Linked DNA regions of Homo sapiens: region 1 is linked to region 2. A link is a contact called in ENCODE Hi-C or POLR2A ChIA-PET data. All regions are on one chromosome and are shown on one strand. Each heading gives the region's core, a stretch centred on a gene start or an enhancer-like site at or near the end of the contact. The rest is flanking DNA. Distances are from core to core; before and after follow the strand shown.

Region 1 (6,621 bases), core at 769-3,268, 460 kb after region 2:
AGCAATTCTCGTGCCTCAGCCTCCCAAGTAGCTGGGATGACAGGCACCCACACCTGGCTAATTTTTGTATTTTTAGTAGAGAAGGGATTTCACCAGGTAGGCCCGGTTGGTCTCAAACTCCTGACCTCAGGTAATCCACCTGCCTTGGCCTCCCAAAGTGCTGGGATTACAAGCGTGAGCCACCGCCCCCAGCCTCCCCTCTTAGTTTAATTCCTGGTCTAATTGTAGTTGTCACATCCAAACCAGTCCTCCAACAATAGCCTGCTGAGGCTGGTCATGAAGGGGCTCCGAGCACTGTCAGCAACTGGCCTGAACTTCAGGCTCTCCCAAGATCTGCATCTTCTCATTGGAAGCCTCTCACTGAAACAACTGTTCCTCCTGTTACCCTCTATCTCTGGAGGCTGATTTATTCTAATTCCCTTTATTCCTCTATCTCACTTCCACCTCTTTTTCTGCAGGGTCCTGGCCAAGATAGCTCTTCTAGTCTAGCTCACCCGGCCCAATCTTTCTTATAAATTTTCTTAAATGTAACTTCAACTCAACCAACTTCAAGGTCACCTGTGATTCTTTCTGTAGTCAATATTCCATCTGTTTGCACTGAAGCTTTATTCCTTCAATGCCTAATTTTTATGAAACTGATGAGACTAAGTTTCTAGTCTCATAAGTCATCAAATCTAGTGTCATGAGCAGAGAGGTTGTTGAGATGTATGTGGCAAGGACAAAGGACAGCTCTTCAACAATTGCCCTTCCTGTTTTTCCTGTAGGAATCGTAACATCATTTACATGTTATATCGAAATGGGCCATGTGTGTGTAGCTGGCCTTTTTTTTCCTACCATGTACTTGTGTGTTCTGGAATCAGTCAGCTAGAAAATATTTACCAAGTGTCTTAGGCTTTTTCACTGTAGTGTGCATTTAACGTACACAGTAAAGAATGAAGGCTGGCACTAAACTGTTAGCTAATCATCCGGTGTTCCATGTGAATGACAGAACACGGAATAAACCTGATGACACCACCACTTTATTTTGAGCTAAATCCTCATTTAAGTGAGAACAGGACAGGTTTCACCACTGCCTCCTTTGGCAACTTGAGTGGTGGTGTTCCCACCGAGTTTATGGCTGCAAAGATAGGTCTTTTCTCGTATTTATGTATAAACAGGTACCAGTTTTGATTTTATTTAATCATTTCATACATTAACATACATGACACATCAAAATGAGAAATGCACAGTTTAACCGTTCAACAGCTGGCCTTACTTCAAAAGAACACTATATTCATATTAAACATTTACAGTCTTTCCATCTAACTTTACACATGTCCTAAATCATTTTCCAGCACTTCTCACATAGAAGTCTAGTTTTGCTCTTTAAAATCACCATCTGTATCACCCCTAGTAGACGCGAGGGTTTCCCCAATTACATGCTGAAGAGAGCCAGCCACCACCCCACCTAAAGACATCCAAGCAGCTCCAGAGCCTGCCTCCGAGGCCACCCCTTCGCCACGGCAGTCTCGATTCCAAGAACTGATTATCTGACACTAGTGAACCAGCACTAAAGGCTGTAGGATGTGACTACATCACAGTTCCAGAAGGAAGGGGGACCATGGCCAAGAGAAGCCCTAAATGACAGAAGCTCATTAAAACCAAGTCCCCCAAACCTCCTGAAACATCGTTAGCAAGGAGCTACTGCTTTCCTTTCTTAAACATGTTTTGGGCATGACCACACTCTGGAAGTGGTGAACTGTTACACATTTGGTGTGTGTGTACATAACATCAAAAACTACTGTGTGAAACTTGAGAATGTCTGATTAAAGATTTCAATGTATATCTAAAAACTAACTCAAATCGTTGACCAGCACTTTCCCAGTATCATAACAATGCGGCTGACCCTCTTCTGCCTTCACTTTACACCCCATCATAGCACATTATTTGTGCACAACTAGTGAGGTCTGTGCGGCTCATCATCCCCATAACCAAGTCGGTCTGTGTTGAGTCATATCATTCTGTGCTGGTTTTAGAAGTCACCATAGGAAACATGAAGTCACATCCTGGTCAAAAAACTGTCCATTTCTCAAAAACAGAGAAAAACCTGAGATACGAGGCAGCAACTAGCGACACTTACAGGAAGGGAAAGAACAATGACAACACCCGCCCAGCCCCACCCCCAAAAAGCTGCTGTTGTGAATTAAGGCTTCAAAAGAGGACCCACATTGTAGCTGATAAAACTCAAGCCAGGAGGATGTTTGAAAGCCAATCTGCACTATCACTTGTTCCAGTGACCTCCTATGTTCAGCTGCCAGGACCGATTCCATACAGTGATTGTAGGTTGAGGACTGAGGACGCCCCTTTGCTCTCGCTCCATTTTGATTTGCTTTTTCCACTGAAGACACGCCGGCCAGCGTTTCCAAAAACAGCTTGGCCATGGCTTTGCACTCTATTCACAACTGATCAAAACTCAATGGTCTTCTCAGCTTTCTCAACCGTTTTATTCTGAATATTCCTTCCTCACTAAAGCCTCTCTCAGCCCTACTAGTAAATGTGAAAGTCTGAGGCAATCATAGAAACATCAGCCCCATCGCATGCCGAGGGGATAAAAGCCACTAAGGAAACAGGTTTCCTGCTTCTCCTCAGCAATTTGTACCTTTCTTAATCTTCCCATAATTTACCTCCCTAGGAAGTTTCCTATAAAATTCTGCCATATTATTACATTTTACCAACTGTATCCATGCAGTGAAGCAGAAAGGGCAAAAACATCTGCTTTGGCTGAGAATTTGAAGGTGCTGCTGCTCTGCTACCAACCCAAATAAATTCACATTTGGCTTGAAACCAAGTTCATCTTTATTTAAAGGATTGACAATCCCATTTTAAACAATTCTTTGATTTACAAAGAGGGAGGTAGACTCGTTAGCCTCCCAACCTTAGCTTAAATCGTGATGTTGCCAGGTTCCTGGTGGTTCAGCTGAATCCTAGACAGTTTCCCTTCTCTTCATAAAGCTGAGAAGAAAAAAAAATTATCTCCATCTAGGCCCACGGGAATTTTGTGCATAGACAGTTTGAATTGGTCTGAAAAGTGTGACTAGCTACCTACCTATTCACAATGCCTAGAAAATGGGCTACCAGATATGGTAGTGGTCAAAGCCCCGACTTTCCTGTCTGAGGTACTGGGTTTGCTCTAAGGTAGACCTTGGCAAGGCCCCTAATGGTCCGTCCAGCAGAGTGATGCTCGTGTCCCTCGGCTGTCAGGTGAGCGTGGGTTTGTGAATCAGCTTTGGATAGGATCATTTCTCTTGGATTTACCACTAGGCTCTGTCCCTAACAGGGTCTACCTACCTGACCCCCAAGCTGGCTCAGTCTCAGCGCTAAGGTGTACTATGGAAGGGTCCGGACAAAGACTAATATTTGAGATCTCTTAGTAGCACAACGTGAAAATGGTAGGGGATTTTGTCCTCCAACACCAAAGACACTTGCTTTTTTAAGAACAAGAGGATGTGTAATTCACTGAATAAAATGGTTTTCCTCCGTCTAGGGGGGATTCTAGCATCTGCCCTTCCATTTTTGTTGAGAGAAGTATTAGCTGATCTCTCAAATGCAGATGTTAAGAGAGTAACAACTGGGTTGATCCACCTGTTGCTTTTACACCATAGCTCCATTTTCCAAAAATATATATGTATGTACATATATATATTTCAGATTTACAGGGAATTTTTTTGTGAACAAGAAAAAAAAATTGTCTATAGAAGTCACAAGTGTCTTTCTTCTCAGGAGACCTCAATGATTTCCATGCTGCCCGAAAAGCTAGACTGACTGCCCACTTTCCCCAGCTCTTCCCGTGACCTGTTCTCTGACATGATGCTCTCTCCAAATTCCATTTGGCAGCTTCTGCGTTTAAACTGCTTTTCAAAGGGGCTCTCTTCATGCCAGCTCCGCCGCGAGTCAGCTCTGTCACTTGGCTTCTGCCGCCTGCGCACAGAATAGACTTGGTCTCCGCAAGTGGGCAGCTGGCTGCAGCTGTAGGCAGAGTAACTGGCACTGCCTCCGTAGATGGCTGAGGCAGAGTAGAAGTGTGAGGACTCTGTGGCAAAATACCAGCTGCTGGTCAGGGAAGGGGTAGAGGTCTGGGGGGCCAAGATATCCGAGTGCCAGCCCTTAAGGCCCAGGCCAGCAGACTTCGTGAGGTGCTGCTGGCTGGTGGAAAGGCCGAAAAGGAAGCTGGTGTGGTAATTGTCCTCCACGCTCCCACTTCGATGCAGTGGAGATAAAAGGGACCTCTGGGCGGTGCCACTGCTGCTGGTTCTGACCGAATGCAATCGCTTGCTCTGGCTGTCTGAAGGCCTGGCGGTCTGCAGCTTCTTGGGGATGCTGGCTTCCTCCTTATCAGGACTGGTTTCGGGAGTCTGCTCCGATAGTTCCTGAACAGGGGAGAACTGGCATAGCTTGTTGGTCCCATCCAGAGTAGTGGAAGGTTTGTAGTATTCCAAAGCATCTTCTGATGAGGAGAAGCCATGTAAGGATGCTGCCATGCTGGCTGAATATGAAACTGATTTGATATCCAGAGAGAAGGAACGCTTGAGCTTATTGCTGTCTTCCAGCCTGTCTGCGGACAGGTGCAGCCCACTGAGCGCCTGTACCAGCGGGCTGTCCTCTAACAGCGACGGCTGCACGCTGGGCACGCTGGGCACGCTGGCGGGATGCACGGGCCTTTGTCCTGCTGCCTCTGAGGTAGCAGAGTCGGCACAGGGTGGACTGAGGGGCGTCTCGCTTTTCTGTCCACCCTCTGAGACAGCAGGGACAGGTTCATTTGGCTTCTCCAGGTGCAGCAGCTTGAGTTTGCTCTTTGGCCCTGATGCTCCAGTCTGGTTCTTAATCTTCTTCTCATAGTCCAGGAGTTGGCCCAGAAAATTGAAGTTTGGAGATATAGTAGGTCTTTTTTCTTTCACAAATCTGCAGAGAGAGGAAAAAACAAAAACCCGAATTTTACAACTACACTTTATCTTAAGAATATTAAGTGAATAAATGAGATAGGGAATTATCAGGCAGACCTCAAAAACTTTGGAAGATGATTGGTTTACAAGTTCGGGGAGATGCTTCAAGGTGGAGAATACAAAGGCCCTAGGCACTGGGGAAGCTTTGCACACATCCTGGAGTATGCCAGAAGAGGCAGCTGGGCCCCAAAGGCTCTAGTTTTTGTCTCCTTATTTTCAAAGGCCCAGGGCTCCCAATGCAGCTGATAAGAGATGGTATGGGGTTTTGTTGGTGGTGGTCTTTTTTTTTTTTAAGAGACAGAGACTTGTTCTGTCGCCCAGGCTGGAATACAGTGGCATGATCATAGCTCACTGCAGCCTCGAATTCCTGGGCACGTGCAGTCCTCCCACCTCAGCCTCCTGAGTAGCTGGGATTACAGGACTACACGCTTGGCTAATTTTAATTTTTAAAGTTTCTTTTGTAGAGAAAGGGTCTCACTGTGTTGCCCAGGCTGGTCTTGAACTTCTGGGCTCAAGTGATTCTCCCACCTTGGCCTCCCAAAGTGCTGGGACTACAGGTGTGAGCCACCATGCCTGGCCAAGAGATGATTATTTATTCACCACCAAGGACACCCCTGACACACACACACCAGTGCTACCATCAAAAGTACAGTATAACAGCCACTCTCCTTCTTCAATTTCCAATGTCATCCCCTCTTAAAGTCACCAGTCACTTCTCAAGACAGTTCACATTTTAAATTTAATGACAAAAAGAAGATGGTATCAGATGATCAAAGTATCAAAGCAACACTTCTTTTTATAGTCAACATGACAGACTAACCAAGACAAAGTGGTCTCTGTGTGCTAAGCACTGTGCTTATGCACTGAATCATCATTTCATCCTCAGAACTACCCTTTATCAGGTGGGTGTCATTATCCCCATCATATAGCTCCACAGAATCCTTAAGTGACTTGCCCAAAATCACACAGCTACTAAATGATGGTGCTGGATTCAAAACCAGGCTGGTCAAATATCTGGGTCCATTTTTGTAACCACTATGTTAAAAAAAAGATTCATCAAAGGATCAAAACTAATACTAGATGGCTTTCATGTTTCATGGAGGAAATAAAGACTCAGAGATGACAGACCAATTCTTCAGCGGCCCCTGCACCTCATGGATACTTTTCAGGTGATGGAGGAGTAGAACTACACTGAAAATTTGCATTTGAATAAGGAACAAGGAAAAAAAAAACTTGGAAATCAAGTAACCTAAAGCAAATTCACAAAAATAGAAATAACTGGCTCAAGAATAACAAGTATAAATGTAGGGTGCTCATAATGAGACTTCATAACGTGATAGAAGGGTGCCTTTTCTTCTGATTTCTACATGGAGCAGGAGGACCTCAGGGAGGTCTGAACGGCGGCATGAGAGCTCGTGCAGATGACCAGAGGACCCACGTCCTCCAGGCTGCTGACTTAACATGGGAAGCTGTTTGGGCAGCTCATTTCTGTTTTCCAAACTTTGCAATTTGAGAAAAAAAAAATCCAACTGTTAAATCAGGCCTGCTCCATGAGTCTCTATATTTTTGATTCCTTATCAGATAAAAATGAACCATCTCTACCCAACGATACATGCAGGGGAGTCAGACAAATCAGAGACTG
Region 2 (6,357 bases), core at 1,057-3,556:
GTGGTTCTCTACTCCCTGTAAAATAAATTAGAGTCATTGTTTTTTAAAAAAAATGCTAATGCCTATTAAACAAAAATCTCTTGAGGTGGATCTGGGCATCAGAGTTTTTTAAGTTTCCCCCAAATAATTCTAGTGGGCAGCCAGCGGTGGGCGCCACTGAGCCAGACGGTCTTTGTTGCCAGTGCACAGGGAACAATCCTCAGTGTCTGTTACACAAATGAGTCTCTGATCATTCCACTTTGGTCTGCAGGGCAAAAACTCTACAGAGAGGGCATGGAGAGGAAGAGATGGGTCTTGAAGAAGAAACTTGCACTAGGGAGGACCCACACCTCCCCCCTGACTCCAGCTCCCTCTGGTACAAAACCCCAAAGCTGAGCTGTGGGCCCAGCCCCACCCACATGCAACTCTGCGCTGTTGGAAAGGCTTGGAAGTCAAACAGCAATCTACTCCTCTTCATGGAGGCAAGGATAAATTTTCTTTTCAAAACACTTTAAATTTTATCACCTCTTCAGAACAAGTACATGAATGAATAAACTGAGGCTCCAAGAGACTGTGAGTGGCCCTCGCCTCAAATCTCTAGAGCAAGGCAGAGCAGAAATCAATACGTGACTCCCCAGGAGCAATTGGCCTCGTCCTGGGTGGCCTCTGCGCCCACCCTAACTCTCCTGCCTCCTAGAGCAGGCAGGGCTCGCCCCGAACCACCCTGCCTCCTAGTGCTGACAGAGGCACATCTGCAGGGTGAAGAATCTGCAGGCAGGATGCAGAGAGTGGGAGGAGGAGGACAATTTCGCACCTGAGTGATCCTTTTCATAAAAATGGGATCACGTTACTTCCTACTAAGAGAAGGGAAATGTTATCCGAGAATGTGGGGCTCTCATTCTCGGATATGAGAATGTCTCTGCCAACAATGCCTGGCCTGATCTTACCTACCCCACTTCACCAGGGGCACTCACAGCTAGAATCTGCTGAGAACCCTCAGGCTCTCAATGGGTGTGACTCATCTCTTCCTCTATTCCCTCTCTGTAGAGGTTTTGCCCTGCAGACCAAAGTAGAGCGATCAGAGACTCATTTGTGTAACAAACATTAAGGGTTGTTCCCTGGGCACTGGCAACAAAGGCCAACCCGGCTGGCTCTCTGAGCTCAAGAAATCACAGCATGGCTCAGCGGTGCTCATTGCTGGCTGCCCACTAGAACTATTTGAAGAAACATAAAACTCTGATGCCCAGACCCACCTCAAGGGTTTTGTTTTGTTTTGTTTGTTTTTTGAGACAGAGTCTTGCTCTGTCACCCAGGCTGGAGTGCAGTGGTGTCATCTCAGCTCACTACAACCTCTGCCTCCCAGGTTCAAGGACTCCTCCCACCTCAGCCTCCCAAATAGCTAGGATTACAGGCACACACCACCATGCCTGGCTAATTTTTTGTATTTTTAGTAGAGACAGGATTTCACCATGTTGGCCAGGCTAGTCTTGAACTCCTGACCTCAAGTGATCTGCCCGCCTTGGCCTTTCAGAGTGCTGGGATTACAGGTGTGAGCTACCGCACCCAGCCAAGAGATTGTTTAATCAGCAAAAGGCTGGGCAGGGCAGTGGGGCCTAGGGCGGCACTTGCTATCAGATGTCTGGAGGGCAGGGTTGGCTTTGGCCATAGATGGACCTCGGTTCAAATCCTGGCTGGCCATACCACTTACCAGCTCTAGACCTAGAGCAGGTTAACATCATGAATCTAAACTACTTACCACTTAACAAAGTGAGTGACTATCTATAACTGTTGCCGTTGTTACAAGAAATCCACTTAGTAACTGCACTGAAAGCCCCTCATCCCCAAAAGGCAAGAAATGGGGAACAACCGGGTGACTAAGGAAAACTGCAAGTGAAAGCAGCTGTAATTTCTCTCGCTGTGGTTTGCGGTGCTCAACACTCTTGCTTGGCTGGTTGTCTTGGAGGGTTAATGAGGTCTCTGCTGAGTGTCCTCAGCTTAGCAATGGGCAGTGGGGCTCTGTTCACAGTCTCATCCCGGCCACGTGGCCTCCCGGGTTCAGACACCCTAGGCTGATGCTGTGGTTCCATGTGCCTGAACACGAGCATCCGAACTCATTTCCGGCCTGCCTGTCCCCCCATGCAACGGCTCCTGAAAAAGGGGAACCAAATGCTGCCCATTTCACCCCCATCAATAGCTGACAACGCCTGGGTTCCTGCTCTCCTGACATTCCCACTCATTGTCGTCAGTGGAGCGAGCAGGCAGAGGGGAAGTGAGCTGCCTATCAGCCCCTGCAATCAGAAAAAGAGCCGGGTGCCTTTAAGACGAAGGTGGTGGGCAGCCATCCATCTTCCCTAAACACACACTCGCCTTGTTCTTCCATTTCTGGCTGAGTGATAAAAACGTTAAATGTCATTTCCTGTATCAGTGGTTAACCACTAGATGCTGGATCAGAGATTTACCAGAAGTGCTGAAGTTATGGAAAAAAAATAAATAAACCTGCTGTTTTCAATAACCCTTTCTTGCACCCTGTGGGAACTATGTAACCTCTGGGGAGGGGGCTGCGAGGGGGTCGCTGGATTTGACTTGGGCAACACACTTAGGACTAGATTTACCAAATGCTTTCTTATGCTTCATATAGGAAGTGAAGAGAGACAAAATGTAACCATCCTATACCTGTCCCCAAGTGCGCGTGTGTGTGTGTGTGTGTGTGTGTGTGTGTGTGTGTGTGTGTGTGTAGAAACGCTGGGAAAAGCAGGAGGAAAAATCATCCACGTGCCTTCTTTGCCCACCTCTCTCAGGATATCTTGCAGTCATTTTGGTTTTATTGACCCAGGGTTTTTGCAGAGGACAGTTGCCCTGACTATTCGATTCCCTCAGCTTCCTGCAACAATCAATGTCCTCCAGTGACAAGAAGGCTTCCTGGGGGAAAACATGCTCCCAGGAAACTCCTGAGAGGTGGAGAGCCCAGCTCAATCCTTTGTTGTGTCCTCTTCTTCTTTCAGTTGCTCCATTAAATTAATCAAGAGCTCAGAAAAGGGAAGGCCTGGCTTAGCCCCCAAGGAGAGGTGACTGGACCGACTGCAGCCTGCCCACAGCTGTACTCCAAGCCCAGCCATGCGCTTCTGACCTGAGGTCAACTCCCCACATACAGCTGCCCTGGGCTCCTCCCTGCGGCCTCCCAGGCACTCCCCTCAGTCTGGACATATAAGACTTAGGAGCTGCACTTTGTTCTAGCAATTCCATTTCCTTCCCAGTGCCAGTTGGGATGTGCTGTGCACACCAAGTGCCCCTAGCTCCTCACCTACCTCTGGGATCACTGACAGTCCTGCTTTACCTGGGACCGAAGGGATTCATGGGGCGGCCGGGGCGGGGGAGGGAGGACTTTTGTTTCTAAAACTGGGAAAGTCCCAGGCAAACCGAAATGAATTGGTCACCCCCGCAACAGATACAATGGTTTGCATAGGCACTTGCACGTTCTATGTCAGAACGGTGGCCAAGAAATAAAAAATAATAAATATGATTTAAAAACCAGAAAATAATTTTTAAAAAATTTAATAAACATAAGATAATTTTTTTAATAAAATTAAAAAAAAAAAGAAACTGGCCAAACTTGAGAACAGATCTAGCCAGGGTACTGAGAACTGCAGACGGCATTGCATGGTATAAGAGTTCCCTGGGGAGATAGGACGGAGCGCATCACAGATCTCCCACTGCACCTGGCGCATACCTAGAAGTCATCCTCTCTCAATTCAATAGTTACTAGAGGAGATCTGAAATCAAAGTCAGAATCAGAAGGGAAAAGAGCATGGGAAAACGTACATTCCACTAAATCTCTTGTAGGCCTCTGAAACTGAAACTTCTTTTTCCTTCCTCGCGCCCTTGAGTACCAACACCATCAGCCCCCCTGGTGCCCAGGACACAAAGATTCGAGAGATGCATTGCTCTTTACTCTGCCTCGCTCCCACTTCATTTTATTATTATACCTAGACCTGATTTCCTGCCACCTAGGATCTCTCCTCTCCACTTCCACTTCTATGACTATCCTTCCGCTGTCTCTGCCCTCAAAGACTGGCCTCCATCCTCTCCAACCTCAATTTCATCTGCTCCCTGGCATGTTAGATGCTCCCTACTTTTTCAAATTATATTCGAGAAGTGTTTATTGAATACCTAGATCAGAAGGATGCCAGAGAGGTCGCACCCGGATTTCATATGGCATTGGACATTTCTCATGGATGCCTTTTTGAATGACACCATCTGTAACATCTTACTGACTGAGAAAACCTCCTGGACACTGCCAGCAAAGCTGGGCATGGCCTCCCTTGCTTCCTGGTGCAAATTGCCACTTAGCCCTCATTACATTGCTATGACGACTACTTTCTGTTTCCATCTTGTCTACCAGCTGCGAACCCCAGTGTCTTATTTACCCTGTTTTCCCAGGTCAATCCCAGACCTTGACAGATAGTGGCCATTAAATACATGTAGAAAAGAAGATGGTCTGGAGATGAAAGGGGGAAATATTGGGTGGATGCTATTATACTTCAATGGGTCTGTAGCCATTTGAACATATACATTTCAAAGGCTATTGATTATGGTTGGATCAACCTGGAAGATGATCCCTATTAGAGAACCAAAGGTCTCAGCCCTGGGCCCTATCCTAATGTTTTTACAAACTTCCTGGATAAAGATTAAAAAGGTACCCAAAACAGATTTACAGATAAAACCAAAGCTGGGAAGTATCACTAATATGTAGAATGCTAGAATTCATGTTCCAAAATTGTCTTGGCTTATGAGATGGATAGACCAAAACTAAGAAGGTAAAAATACACACCCAATTAGTGTAAAGGCTACACTCGTAGTAGCACCATCACTAGCACAATGAGGAAGATGTGGTTCAGCAGCAGTTCGGGTGAAAAACTCCTAGCAATTCCTAGTCTTTGAGCTAGAAGAGAACGTAGAGGACTATCCAATACAGAGAGTCTCAAGCTCTTTTCAAACAATAACATTCATCAAGTGGAATTTCATGCAGAGGCCCTGTAGGTAAAAGAATTTTTTTTTTTTTGGGGATGAAGTCTTGTTCTGTCGCCCAGGCTGGAGTGCAGTGGCATGATCTCAGCTCACTGCAACTTCTGCCTCCCAGGTTCAAGCGATTCTCATGTCTCAGTCTCCCCAGTAGCTGGGATTACAGGTGCATGCCACCATGCCTGGCCAATTTTTGTATTTTTAGTAGAGACGGGGTTTCACCATGTTGGCCGGGCTGGTCTCCAGCTGGCTGGTCTCGAGCTCCTGACCTTGTGATCCGCCTGCTTCGGCCTCCCAAAGTGCTGGGATTACAGGCATGAGCCACCGTGGCCAGCCGGTAAAAGAAATTTTTTAAAGGTGCTGCTCTGGTTAGGAGTAAGGGAAAGGGGTCTAACAAGTCAGCCTCCAACCAATTCGCCCCTCCCTGCTATCTTATGAAGACCCCTGAGGCACCCTCCCAAACTCCTGGGGCTCTTCTGAGTGAACACTGTTTGAAAACACAGACCTGAGTCAATCCCCTTGCTCTACACAGCTGCCCATCTGGTGAGTGTCAGAATTCCCCCGAACCCTCTAATCCCTCAGCCGGCTTTATTTTGTGTTGCATTTCATTTTTCTTTATAGTTTTTGGCCCTCCATGGCACTGTATGCTGCACTTCACTCTGTGCACCGCCTGGCTGTCTCACTGGAGTCCTGCTGTCTTTTTTCCACCAGTGCATCCCTGCTGCACGGAACACAGTGGGAGGAAGATTTAATGGGAAAGGAATGAATGAACTGGAAAGGAACCCAGGTATCTTGACACCCACCCAACTTGCCCTCCCAGTAGTGTAACTGTCCCCAACAACAACCAAAGCCAAGATCACATTAGGCTGCATTAGGAGATCAAATGGGCCCACCGTACTCATCATGGTTCAAGCCTTGTCTGGAATAGTGTGTTAGATTCTAGCAGCTACATTAAAGGAAACAAATGTGGCAGAAGTGGCATATAAATAATATTATTGAGGGATGACTTTGTGCCAGACATACTGTACATTCATCTCATCTAGTCATGACAATTATGCTGTAAAGTAATTATTATCCTCCTTTTGAATCTGGGGAAACAGAGGCTCAGCACGTTTCAGTAATTTCTCCAAAGGCCTAGGATTCAAACCCCTGGCAAAGCTTGGGTTCTATCCACCACACCGAGGTGTCTCTTGGAGGGGCCCCCAAAAGGGCAAGAAGAGTATGGAGGATCTAGAAATCATGACCAGTGAGGCCAGATATGGTGGCTCATGCTTGTAATCCCAGCACTCTGGGAGGCCAAGGTGCAAGGATCCCTTTGAGCCCAAGAGTTTGAGACCAACCTAAGCAACATAGGAAGAC

Evidence for each region. A loop is a pair of places that touch in the nucleus more often than their neighbours do. ChIA-PET counts read pairs that join two places held with the same protein, here RNA polymerase II (POLR2A). Pooled maps may share reads with other maps.
Region 1: a pooled map of posterior vena cava shows a loop between it and region 2 (25-fold over the local background). The contact joins two enhancer-like sites. A Hi-C loop is called at or near these places in 1 of 168 maps with a recorded cell type or tissue (naive thymus-derived CD4-positive, alpha-beta T cell) and 11 of 50 pooled maps. POLR2A ChIA-PET finds 5 or more read pairs at or near these places in 4 of 52 experiments (A673, CD4-positive, alpha-beta memory T cell, Caco-2 and 1 more).

What each region holds. Positions count from the first base shown.
Region 1 is chr12:12,473,078-12,479,698 of GRCh38, forward strand. It overlaps DUSP16 (dual specificity phosphatase 16), which reads right to left. Exons shown (of 7, transcript NM_030640.3): 7 at 205-4,938. The coding sequence ends at 3,756. Among named protein-coding and RNA genes, the nearest start is that of DUSP16, 86 kb to the right of the region's middle. Within about 2 kb of position 2,019, at least 7 of the 41 ENCODE cell types and tissues checked have a DNase peak (open chromatin) inside an H3K27ac peak, as active enhancers do.
Region 2 is chr12:12,008,410-12,014,766 of GRCh38, forward strand. No RefSeq gene overlaps it. Among named protein-coding and RNA genes, the nearest start is that of BCL2L14, 59 kb to the right of the region's middle. RefSeq lists enhancers at 944-1,824, 1,719-1,838, 1,825-2,705, 1,859-1,908, 3,069-3,218 and 3 more. Within about 2 kb of position 2,307, at least 21 of the 41 ENCODE cell types and tissues checked have a DNase peak (open chromatin) inside an H3K27ac peak, as active enhancers do.